Regions from separate parts of the Homo sapiens genome. Here region 1 is linked to region 2. A link is a contact called in ENCODE Hi-C or POLR2A ChIA-PET data. All regions are on one chromosome and are shown on one strand. The core of a region is the stretch at or near the end of the contact, and the rest is flanking DNA. Distances in the headings are between cores, read along the strand shown.

The links. Hi-C counts contacts between places; a loop is a spot of excess contacts on that map. ChIA-PET counts read pairs that join two places held with the same protein, here RNA polymerase II (POLR2A). Pooled maps may share reads with other maps.
Region 1: a map with no recorded cell type shows a loop between it and region 2 (4-fold over the local background). The contact joins two enhancer-like sites. A Hi-C loop is called at or near these places in 8 of 37 single-sample maps with no recorded cell type and 4 of 50 pooled maps. POLR2A ChIA-PET finds 5 or more read pairs at or near these places in 1 of 52 experiments (GM10248).

Annotation. Positions count from the first base shown.
Region 1 is chr5:157,500,365-157,506,427 of GRCh38, reverse strand. ADAM19 (ADAM metallopeptidase domain 19) reads left to right here. Exons shown (of 23, transcript NM_033274.5): 11 at 620-759; 12 at 3,448-3,625. Among named protein-coding and RNA genes, the nearest start is that of NIPAL4, 43 kb to the right of the region's middle. RefSeq lists enhancers at 3,206-3,265, 3,716-3,775, 3,956-4,065. Within about 2 kb of position 4,212, at least 5 of the 41 ENCODE cell types and tissues checked have a DNase peak (open chromatin) inside an H3K27ac peak, as active enhancers do.
Region 2 is chr5:156,909,120-156,915,873 of GRCh38, reverse strand. No RefSeq gene overlaps it. Among named protein-coding and RNA genes, the nearest start is that of TIMD4, 51 kb to the left of the region's middle. RefSeq lists enhancers at 1,121-2,066, 2,067-3,266. Within about 2 kb of position 1,678, at least 7 of the 41 ENCODE cell types and tissues checked have a DNase peak (open chromatin) inside an H3K27ac peak, as active enhancers do.

The sequences.
Region 1 (6,063 bases), core at 2,963-5,462, 590 kb before region 2:
AGCTGTAAAAAACGCATAGTTTTACAGTTGATAATCATAGGATAGGAATGGGAATTAAATGAAATAATGCAGGAAACACACTTCCATGTTTAGTAAATCTCTTTCTGCTGCTTCTTTCCTGCTGGGTTTTTTTCCTCTTGATTTCTTTAGCTTTTGCATCATCAGACAGTACACCAAGTGCTGTGCCTGGAGTGTATCTGTCTTGTGTGGTTTTCTCAGGAAACACTAAGCCAAGTACACCCTATGTTTGAATCAAGGTCGTGTTTTCTATGTTGATTTCCTTATGTCTGGAGAAATATATATGTTCAGAAGAAGAATGGGGAAAAATCTTCCTCTTTTATTTATTCTGAAAGCATTTATTGGTCTGGAAGTTCATCCATAGGTCAGTTGTGGTCTGCAACCTTTGAGAACTCAGGAAACATGGACTTTTAAACATTTGATTTCCTCCTAGTGACAGCAGATTCAGCCTTGCTGTCAGAGGCACATATGGAGAGTCTGTATGCTCAGTGACAGTGGAATTGGTGGAGACCTGCAAGACTTGGCTAAGGATAAGGCAGGGATGGGGGGCAGAGGCAGATCTGTCCCCTTGACCTTGACCTCAACTCTGTCTTCTGAGCAGGACCACTCCGAGAATGCCATTGGCGTGGCTGCCACCATGGCCCACGAGATGGGCCACAACTTTGGCATGACCCATGATTCTGCAGATTGCTGCTCGGCCAGTGCGGCTGATGGTGGGTGCATCATGGCAGCTGCCACTGGGTGAGTCAAACAGCAAGAGGGAGGATGGGGAGGAGGGCGGGCACACCTGGACAGTGTGACCCAGGGGTTCCTCCCAGCTGGCCCCACTGAGACTCCCTTAAACTTCTGATGGGGCCAAAAAATGTAGTTTTTACAACAAAGAAATTGAGAGAAGACCAAGGCAAATGTGCAGCAAGAACTTAACTTTCCAGCAGGAGGTTTGGTGCTGGTGTAACCCTAGATTTATTTAATTTCTGTTTTAAGGTGTTGAGTTATAAAATTGGCTTGGCCATATGTGTCTTTTTTATTTCATGAATTTTTTATGAGGACACATTTTGATCATAGCCACAGCCCTTAATTCTTCTATCCCAAGAGAGTTGGATCAGTGCTGTTTCAATTCCAGGCTTCACTGAAAGCTCCGATGTAACAGAACAAGTTGAAGAAGAGGGCCATCCACACACCCCACAGTGACTTCTCAGGGAGTTTGCAGGCCACATTACCCATGAGGAACAGGGTGAGGCAGCTGCATCTCCCTGTGGTCATGAGGAAATTTTTTTTTTTTTTTTTTTTTGAGACAGAGTCTTGCTCTGTCGCCCAGGCTGGAGTGCAGTGGTGTGATCTCCGCTCACTGCAAGCTCTGCCTCCCAGGTTCACACCATTCTTCTGCCTTAGCCTCCCGAGTAGCTGGGAATACAGGCGCCTGCCACCATGCCCGGCTAATTTTTTGTATTTTTAGTAGAGACAGGGTTTCACCATGTTAGCCAGGATGGTCTCGATCTCCTGACCTCGTGATCCACCCGCCTCGGCCTCCCAAAGTGCTGGGATTACAGGTGTGAGCCACCGCGCTGGACATGAGGGATTTTTAAAACCAGAGTCTCTGAAGAGAATTAGGGAGTTTCTTCAAAGGACTTGTCTTCTAGCATCTGAACTCAGGCAGCACAAAGCATTGGGTTCTTCCAGGCTCTTTGGAAGGCATCACGTTGGGACCTTGTGTTCCTTCACCCCACACCATTAGGGCCTGTTTATGATTCTTAGAGAATGGTGTTTCAATGTCTCCAAGAAACAGTGCAGCTTTCTTAGAGCTCTGGTGTCAATTTTTTAAAATTATTTCTCAGCTGTGACATGGAAAGGATGATGTTGGCTGGGTGCGGTGGCTCACGACTGTAATTCCAGCACTTTGTGAGGCTGAGGTGGGCAGTTCACCTGAGGTCAGGAGTTCGAGACCAGCCTGGCCAACATGGTGAAACCCCGTCTCTGCTAAAAATACAAAAATTAGCTGGGCGTGGTGGTGCACGCCTGTGGTCCCAGCTACTAGGGAGGCTGAGGCGGGAAAATCACTTGAACTCGAGAGGCAAAGGTTGCAGTGAGCCAAGATTGTGCCACTGCACTCCAGCCTTCAGCCTGGGCAACGGAGCAAGACTCCGTCTCAAAACCACAACAACAAAAAAAGAATGAGGCAGGATACAGCTTCACAGTCATGCCTGGATCCCTATAAGCTCATGGTTAAGCTCACCCCTTTCTCTCTCAATCTAAAAAGCGTATCTGAAGACAAATGATTGAGAGTTATATTGATTACTACTCTCTTTCATTTTTAAATTATTCACAAATATGGATAGTTTAACAATTATTAGTAACAAATTCCTTGGAGCATACCTTCCCACTGAAGGAAAAGCTCCAGTTTCTTGGAGGGTTTAACCTTTAATTGGTTTAGAGAATTGGGAGCAGGATAACTCTCCTTTTGTAGACCCAGATGGCTGTACTATTTGTCCTTTTCACCAATGGTGGGACCCAGGACCTTCCATACTCCTGTGATAAAGAGCATGCGTTTATGAGTTGGCTGGTTGAGTTTGGAATGCCCTCTGCATCCTTAGAACAGCAATGAGATCACTGGCCCAAAATGAAATAAAACTTATGATCTTGGCCTTTTTTTGGCCTGGTCCTCTGTCACAAGAGAATATTCACCTGATATCAGCTTCAGGAAAAGTTTAGGTTGGCTGGTGTTTTCTTCAGTGCTAAGTCTCAGGAGACCTCTTGTAACACACTCACAACCCTTTACTTATCGCAGCCCCCTCATGCAATGGGCAGAAATTGCTACTCCTGATTCTCAAATGCTTTCTGCATGCCGACTAAGAAAAATAGAATGTTATGGGGTGGTTAATATCTCATCACTAAGGATGAAAGAATTCTTTTTTTTTTTTTTATACTTTAAGTTCTAGGATACATGTGCACAACGTGCAGGTTTGTTACATATGTATACATGTGCCATGTTGGTGTGCTGCACCCATTAACTCGTCATTTACATTAGGTATATCTCCTAATGCTATCCCTCCCCGCCTCTTGCTACCCTACAACAGGCCCCGGTGTGTTATGTTCCCCTTCCTGTGTCCAAGTGTTCTCATTGTTCAGTTCCCACCTATGAGTGAGAACATCCGGTGTTTGGTTTTCTGTCCTTGCAATAGTTTGCTGAGAATGATGGTTTCCAGCTTCATCCATGTCCCTACTAAGGACACGAACTCAAGGGATGAAAAAATTCTAAATTAATGTATTGGTAAATGTTCTAAGGGGCCAGAATGTATGTGTGTGAGACAATGGGGGTCTGAACCCAGGTGGAGTCAGCCCCACGGGTAGCAGGAGTGACAGCACGAGTGACACCTGCCTGACTGCTAGATGCTCAAACTCCCCACTAATTCCAGCCTTGTCCTCTGCCAGGCACCCCTTTCCCAAAGTGTTCAATGGATGCAACAGGAGGGAGCTGGACAGGTATCTGCAGTCAGGTGGTGGAATGTGTCTCTCCAACATGCCAGACACCAGGATGTTGTATGGAGGCCGGAGGTGTGGGAACGGGTATCTGGAAGATGGGGAAGAGTGTGACTGTGGAGAAGAAGAGGTGAGGGGTCACAATGGTGCTAGTGGGAGGGGAAGAATTTGCATTGGTTTCAAAACTCAAGGTCAAAGAGAACACAATTGAAAATTTCTTAGTCACAGGTGTTTCCTACATATAACTGTCCAATACCCCATGAAAAATCAGATATGAAGAAGCCTTCCAGTTGGAGTGTTTGTGCCGCCTCTGCTAGTTTGTGGCCAGCATCGCTAGTGTCCAGGATCAGTTCTTCTTATGAGTGTCTGGTCTAACCAGAAACCACGATCACGTGGCATGTTGACTCTGTCTTCCTCAGTGGAGCTGCACATGCCTGCTTGCCCTCCAGCTGCACGGAATTTATTCTGGAGGCCACACAGCCAGATATATGGGCTTGAACAGGGGCCTTATGAGGATGCTTAAAATAACAAGCTCATGCTGTTTAGGCTGGAGGAGAGATGATGGAAAGGGGATGTAGGAAGTGCTGTCAAGTCCCAAAAGGGCTGCTAGGAGGAACTGTTTATGTGTAAACTCTCTCCTTCCTTCTGATCTTCACAGTGAGTGTGGAGGGTACACGGCAGAGCCCGGTCATTTTTAACAAATGCATGTGGTTTCTGCAGAAAGCAGAACTGGATTGTTTCGTCTCTATTTTTTGAAGGCTGAAAATATGTATGTTTATACATGCATAACAATTTGGGGTAGATAACAAGTAACAGTAAATTATGGGGGTGAGACTGAGGTTCTGTATAAATGGAAAAAAAAATCTGATTTTATGGCCTTCTCTCTCTCACTCTGTTGCCCAGGCTGGAGTGCAGTGACAAGATCTCCACTCACTGCAACCTCCACCTCCAGGGTTCAAGCGATTCTCCTGCCTCAGCCTCCTGAGTAGCTGGGAATACAGGTGTGTGCCACCACACCTGGTTAATTTTTTTTTTTTTGTACTTTTAGCAGAGACAGAGTTTTGCTACATTGACCAGGCTGTTCTCAAACTCCTGACCTCAGATGATCCACCCACCTCGGCCTCCCAAAGCACTAGGATTGCAGGCGTGAGCCACCGCACCCTGCCTGTGACCTCTGTGATGTGATTTTTCTTTTTTTAATGCCAGTATGTCACTTTCAGAATAAAACAAGAACTAGTCAAGGATGCCACCCCCACCACCATGAGCCCAGAGAGATCAACACAGACCCATCAGAAAGGAGGGAGTGGTATGAACATGGAGGGCCACTGGGGTTGAGGAATGGCCTGAGAGTGGGCATGGCCAGTTGGCTTAGGTTCTGAGCAGTTGCTCATTCAACAGGCACACTGAGTGTGGGCTACTGTGTCTGGTCCTAGGGTTAGGATGAGTGGCAAAAATGACATAGTTCCTGTCCTTGGGGAGCTGATAGTCTAGTGGGAGAAACACATATTGAAATAATTGCAAAAGAATATATGTACAGTCCATGGCAAGTGCTAGGAAGACAAATGACACAGTGCTCTGAACATATATAATGTGAGGGGGAACCTCCTTGCTTGTGTGGGAGGTGACCTGGAGCCCATATCTGAAGGCTGCATTAGGAGTTAGTGAGGCACGCAGGAGGGAAGGCACATTTCAGGTGGAAGGGGAGCCTGTGCCTTCGTGGGAAGAAATATGGTACATTAGGAAGGCAGGAATACAGGTCTTCCTGGAGCCCAACATGGTGGGAGAATAATGGGAGGAAAGTGTTCTATTCCTTCTCTTAGGGGAGACAGGTGGACAGGTGTCTGTGGTCAGGGGATGGGATGTGGCTCTCCAATATGCTAGAGCCCTGGACAGTTAGGGGTATAAGGTTGATAAACATGAGGTAGGCCTCAGGCAGACCTGACTTGAATTCAGCAGGTGTGTCCCTCGGCCAGCTACTGGACTTGCCTGAGCCACAGCATCCCTGTCTGTGGAATGGGGTCAAGGCTGCCTCATAAGGCTGTGGTGGAGAGATCTGTGGAGCCCCGTACACTTTTCATCAATGGCTGATGGATTGGCCTGTTAATACTGTAAGAGTGTGATGAGGACGCTCAGGGTCACTGGAACGCCTCATAATCTTTTAAAAATCTCAGGCTGGGGGAGAGCAAGGAACCCATGGAGATCTTCTGTTCCAGAAAGGTCCAGGCCAGGAAGGGCTTAGGAAGAGAAGCAGATGGAGAAAAAAATCTAAGGAAACAGACCCAGGAGTTGACATAAACTGTTTGGAGAGGTTGTTCCAGCAGACTCTTGCACCGGCAGCCCCTTTTCATGAGATAAGAAAGCCTAGGAGGGTTGGGGGCAGGAGGGCACCCATGAAAGACAGGGTGTCTGGATGTTCTACTGGGGATTAGAAAAACAAAACATAAAATTTCCATATACTCTGCTAAAAAGTCCATTTTAGAAGACTACATGGTTACAGGGAGAAATACGCATGTTATATTAAGTAAAAAAACACTGTGGATACTATGATTTTGTAAAGTAAGTATAAAT
Region 2 (6,754 bases), core at 429-2,928:
AGTTAAAATGATTTCCTGGGCAAGCAAAACATGGCTGTGGGCTAAAACAAGGTAGCCAGTTTGAGACTGGGGATAAAGGGTGGATTTTAGTAAAAGATGAATTAAAATAAATATATAATTCTTATACTGAGACTCCTTGATCAGAGGAGGCTGTGGATGTAGTTGCTCCTCTCATTCCCTCTTTGTGTAATCAGGATGAATTGTTAGCATCTATAAATAACTTTTTGGTATCTATTGTATGTGGGGCCCAGGAGAGAGAATTGCTTCTTTTAAGGAGCTTCACTTCTGAATGAGACAAAACACACATGGGAAATGCAATAGAATAGGCCGGGTGCAGTGGCTCACACCTGTAATCCCAGCACTTTGGGAGGCCGAGGTGGCACATCACTTGAGGCCAGGAGTTTGAGACCAGCCTGGCCAACATGGCGAAACCCTGTCTCTACCCAAAATACAAAAATTAGCTAAGCTTGGTGGCAGGTGCCTGTAATTCCAGCTACTCGGGAGGCTGAGGCAGGAAAATCGGTTGAACCTGGGAGGAGGAGGTTGCAGTGAGCCGAGATCGCACCATTGCACTCCAGCCTGGGAAACGGATTAAGACTGTGTCTGTCTCAAAAAACAAACAAACAAACAAAAAGGTAATGCAATCGAATGGAATCAATGTTGTTTTTCCATTTCCATAAGGAAGGAATGTGATGCAGTATGTGCTTCTTACAGCTAATGATTATATGGTGGATCCACAATCAAACCTCACAATTTAAAGCAGGAGTTTCCAATCTTTTGGCTTCCCTGGGCCACACTGGAAGTAAAGGAATTATCTTGGGCCACACATAAAATACGCGAACACTAATTATAACTAATAAGCTAAAAAAATCGCAAAAAAAATCTCATAATGTTTAAGAAAGTTTACCAATTTGTATTGGGCCACATTCAAAGCCATCCTGGGCCGCATGCAAGCTCAATTTAAAGCAACCTAATTCCTCACCATGGCCTTTCTAGGCTAAACACAGGAGATACTATCAATTTGTAATGAGCACCTATTATATTCTGGGTACTCTATTAACTGTTTCAAGGCAATTATCTCATTGACTCCTGACAGCAGCTCAATAAAGCGGGTATATTATTTTGGCTTTGGAGCTAAGAAAACAGAAGCACAGGCAGGTGAAGGAACTTGCTCAAGGTCACGTCGTCCAATCTCCTGTAGCAGAGCCAGGTTTTGAACCAGGCTTGAAGGACTCCACACTCTAACCACTACCCTGTACTTCACAGTGAGGGCTCCAATTCCAGACTTCATGCATATGGCTCTGTAACACTGACCTGCATTGGACTCAAATGGATTTCAGTGTCCTCTGATCCACAGCAACCTGAGTATATCAATGGCTTTCCAGTTACAACCCCATTATAGCTCAATCTTCCCTTGTCCCCATATTATTTACTCAGAATCTGATTTGCATTTGCAGAGGAAGCTGTAAAGGGAGAACCTGGCAGGAAACTTAATGAAGCCAGGTGGGACACATTTAAATGGGAATGTGTTGAACTAACTCATGAAGAGCTAAAGCCAGCTGTCAGCAGGCTTAATGAAAGGTTAACAGGAATCCAGCAATGGGTGGCTGGGGAGACTCTTTGTCTCTCTAAAGAAAACAGGAAGTTGAGAAGTGGGCTCCCTGGGTGGAGGTGAGAGCAGAAGGAGGAAGCCACTCAAAACCGAAAGACTGGGTCTGGAAATAGAGCTTCATTTAGATTTGTAAATATGTTACAGCCTTAAAAAAAAAAAGCACTGTGAGTTCTCAGCTCTCTGAGCATCAAAGGACAGTGAAGGGAAGTGTTCCCGAATAAGATGAATGCTAATGCTATCCAGAGGGAGTTTGGGGAGCACTGGAAATGGCTGCTCGCAAAACAGAAGGTGGATTTGCTGCTTGTGCTGAAAAGGTGCTATTGTGCGGTTATATGCATTATCCATACTGTATGTGAAATAATGGGGTGGGAGCACAGCAAAGACTCGCACACATCTGTCAGTTTCACTCCCATTTTCAGCCAAGGAAACTGAGGCTCAGAAAGGGGGCATGAGTTGCCCAGGTCCCACAGTTAACCAGTGCTAGAGCAAAGCACTAAACTGTGTTTTCTAGACTTGTCTCTGTGGCTAAGATTCTGGAGTTTTCACAGAATCTGCCCTGTTATTGCCCTTCTGGAGTCATGTAATTAAGTTCTTGTTGGTGTGGCCATGCAATTCAGCGTTCCTTTTCCGTAAGCCATCTATCTTAGCACACCCCTGGCTTTATAGTGGGCTGCTGCCCCCAGGAAGAGGAATCAGAATGCAAAAAGCGCACAGCTTGGCTGCTCTGCTGCTCTCCTAGCAGCACCATAACTATGGTGACCAACTTGTCTCAATTTGCTCTGGGCTTTCTTGGTTTTAAAACTCAAAGTCCCACATGCCAGGAACCCCTCAGTCCTGGGCAAACTGGTGTAATCACCCAATAGGTTCTTCCTGTGCCATCTGCACAGACAAAACCAGTTCATTGAGAACACGGCATTGCAGTAGAGAAAAAGTTTAATGGACATGACGCCAGCCACATGGGAAATAGAGTTATTATACAAATCAATCTCCCCAAAGGCTTGAAGGTTAGGGTTTTTATGGACAGTTTGGAGAGCAGGGGTCTAGGGAAAGGGTGCTGCTGATAAATTGGGGATGAAATCATAGGGGTGTGGAACACTTCTTTGTGTGCTGAGTCCAACTCTGGGTGGGGCCACAGGACCGGGTGAATCATGAGTCACAAGGCCGGGTGGGATCTGTTGAAAAAATATTTCAAAAAACCAATCTTAGTTTCTACAGTAGTGATGTTACCTAGATGAGCAACTGGGGAAGTCGCAAACCTTGTGATCTCTGGCCATATGACTCCTGAGCAATAAGGGATTGTGGAAACTATGGGGTCAAAATATGTCAGTTATGCAAAATGGGGTCGACTGTGTCAGATTTCTCTCATCGTTATAATTTTGCAAAGATGGCTTCTCTTGGATGGTTGGTCAACCTAAGTCTATAAACTAGAGATCAAAAACAACCATCCTCTCAGTTCTCTCACTCACAGCCCCTGCTCTTGACTTTATTGCAGTGATCACTTTTCCTGTGACTTTGCAGTTGAACCCAAATGGAATTTAGTTTGTTCAGATCCGCTGTTAGAATAGACTACTACTAGATCTACATTTTATATCTAGACCCTTGCTATTCGAAGTGTGAGATTCAGACCAGCAGTTTTGTCATCACCTGGGAGCATATTAGAAATGCAGAATCCCAGGCCCTACCATAGATCCTATGAATCAGAATTCACCTTGTAACATCTAGGATCTCTAGGTCACTCATGTGCACATTAAAGTTTGAGAAGTCCTGGTCTAAAGCATTGATTTTCAAACTCAGCTGCACACTGGAATCACATGGAGAAACTTAAAAAATACTGATGCCTGATCCATAGATCAAAACATCACCTTGTACCCCATAAATATACACAATTATTGTCAATTAAAAATAAATTTAGGCAAGATGCTGTGGCCCACGCCTGTAATCCCAGCACTTTGGGAGGCCGAGGAGGGTGGATCACCTGAGGTCAGGAATTCGAGACCAGCCTGGCCAACATGGTGAAACCCCACCTCTACTAAAAATACAAAAATTAGCTATGCATGGTGGTAGGCGCCTGCAATCCCAGGTACTCGGGAGGCTGAGGCAGGAAAATCACTTGAAGCTGGGATGTGGAGGTTGCAGTGAGCCAGGATCACGCCATTGCACTCCAGCCTGGGTGACAAGAGCGAAACTCCATCTCAAAAAGTAAAATAATAAAATAAATAAATAATTAAAACATTTTTAAAAATACTGATGCCTGGCTCCCATCTGAGGTCCTGATTTGATTCACAACGAGGAGACATGGGCATCAGTTTTTAAAGCACTTCAGGTGATTTGAATATACAGCAATGTTTGCAAACTTCAGCCCTAGAGAGGGGGTAGCTTTGCACCAGAAAATAATGTTTCTAATTAATCAGAACAAAGCTTGGCCTAAGTTTGTGTGGCTCTACTAACCCCATGTGATTTTGCATATGGAAATCATCAATATCGCTCAAGAAGATCTGAGGCATAAAGATAATGACCAATTACTCTGGAAGAGGCCCCCTAAAGTAGTTACAAACCAAGATATAATATTTAGTCTATGGAAAGTGATAATAAGACAAAAGATAATCAGAGAAGGAATGTCCTTAGGGTCGGGGTGGCACTATGAATCTCTTCAGAAGACACTAGAAAGATGTCTTGACACCAAGATTGTAAGAGAAAAGTGGGAGATTGGTTAAGTGGTAATCTTTGTTGCACAATAAGGAACTTGGTAAAAAGGCAACTATATTTTCTTTTGTACTTAGATATAATGGGAGATCTTCTGTAGGGAACAAGCAGTCATTCATTGTCTCAGTAAGACTGTATTCTTTTGCAAGTAAGAGAATACGAAAAAATAATGATTTAATTAGCAAAGACTTTGAATCATTTCACATAACTAGAGTTGGGACTTAGGAGTGTTGTAGGATTGGGTTCAGCAGCTTCACAAGAATGAGGTGTTAGTCAGGTCTCTGTGTCTTCATTGGCACTTCTCTCCTGGTCACAGGATGGCTGCCACAGCTCTGATATGTCCTCCCACAAAAGCATCCCAAGTAGAAAGAAAGCCCTGGCAACACAGCAAGACCCCATCTCTACAAAAATTTTTTTAAAAAATTAGCTGTGGATGGTGGCATGTACCTGCTCACTTAGCTACTCAGGAGGCTAAGGCAGAAGGATTCCTTGAGCCCAGGATTTTGAGGCTGTATTGAGCTGATTGCACCACTGCACTCCAGCCTGGGCAACAGAGCAAGATCCTTTCTCAAAAAAAAAAAAAAAAAAAGAAAAGAAAAGCCAAGTAGGAAGAAAGGAAGCAGGTGGCAAATGGGGCTTTTCTTCTAATATGATGCTTTATCAAAAAGGGACATTACTAAAAGACTTTCCTGTGTTTGATTGTCCAAACTGGGTCACATACCCAGACCTTGGCAAAGGGAAATGCAACTGCTTAGATGACTTATATTAATCAATCATTATTCATTCTCTAGGCTATGCATATTGACTAGGATCTGTTAGCATGGGTGAAACTGGGAATGGCTGTGGGGTGGACAGTCTTGATTTCTGCCATAGTCACTCATCCACCACAAGGTTACTGGTTGTCTCCTATGTGCCAAAGGGCCCTGTGGGGAGCTGGGGCATTGTGAGGAACAAGAGAGTCCCAGTCCCTGATCCTAAGCAGCTTACAGTCTGCAAAGCCATTTCTATCTTTATCACCCATTTCATGATTCCAATTATTTGGATAATTTCTGATGTGCCTGAGAAACAAAAAGAGTGAAGGGATAATATGCTTAGAAATTCTGCATATATATAGATACGTTCTTGAACTTGTGGACCTGTACCTTTGCTGTAAGGGTCACCAGTCAATGGAGGAAGGGGCTGAAACATTCAGACCTAGGTGGTGAAGGCAAATTAGAGCAAGAATTCTTAGCTATGGCAGAACTTTCTTAGCTTGGCGGAAGACAGTTGGCTTTATCACAGATGTGAGAGTAATAGAAAGAAATCTCACCTTATATTTCTATGCTGCTTCATACTTTTCTAGGCATTTTCAAACATTGGTGCTCTGTGTCAGAGGGACAGTGTATCCCCATTTCATAGAGGAGCAAAATGGAAGCACAGAGAAGCAAAGTGACTGTGTTCCCACCATGGTTAGTGAGACAGGACTAGAATCAAGTGTCCTGATTCCTTCTCAAATCAACGGATCCATGCCATCTTTATGGGATGCTCACCATGTGCCCCTGGCTTTGTGCTTGGAATTCATAACAGGGCCAATCATCATCATTAATATTATTTGAGCATGTACAGTAAGTCAGACACTGCCCTAAGCACTTTAAATACGCTTTTAAATTTAATCATGACAATCACCCTTTGAGGTAGTTGTCACTTTTATCTCTGTTTGACAGATGAGGAAATGGAAGCTCAGTCAGATAAAGAGGCTAGTCAGCTGGGATTCTAACTAAGAAGCACCTCCATGGCCCAGGGCCTTAACCCATGTGCCCTGTCCCTTCAGGTATATAAAAGCACTTTTTTGATCTCTTAATGATTACATACATGTGGAAGGTAGAAAGGAACTATTCAGCTGTGACTTTTAGGTTGTTCCCATTTTCCCTCTAATCACCTTAGTAAGATGATGCTGGAGCGACTGCGTTGCCTGGGGTATATAACCTGGGGTTCCTTGTAGCGAACCAGGAAAATTTACAACACAGACACACATGAGGAGTTTAGGAGCAGAGGTTTAATAGGTAGAGGAGAAGAGAAAGAGAAACAGCTGCCTCTGTAGAGGAAGGAGTCTCCCAGCGCAAAAGACCTGCTGGTGGTGAATATGCGGAATTTTATAGTCTGGTTTGAGGAGGCAGTGTCTTATTTATATAGGGCTCTTAGATTGGTTTGATCAGGTATGACATTTACATAGCGCATGAGGAAGGCTTGTCGCCCCACCCTAATCTTCTTATGCAAATGGACTTTCCAGTTGATCATGGCCATCTTGTCTGCTTCTTACTGTACATGTGGCTGGCAGAGAAGGGATGATGGAACCACCATCTTGAACATGTCTAGTCCCTAGTTCTGCCGGCATTCACCCATGCAAGCTCCTAGCTTGCAGGCTGCTCTTTGTTAGAAAATTATTTGGGGCTGCTCTTC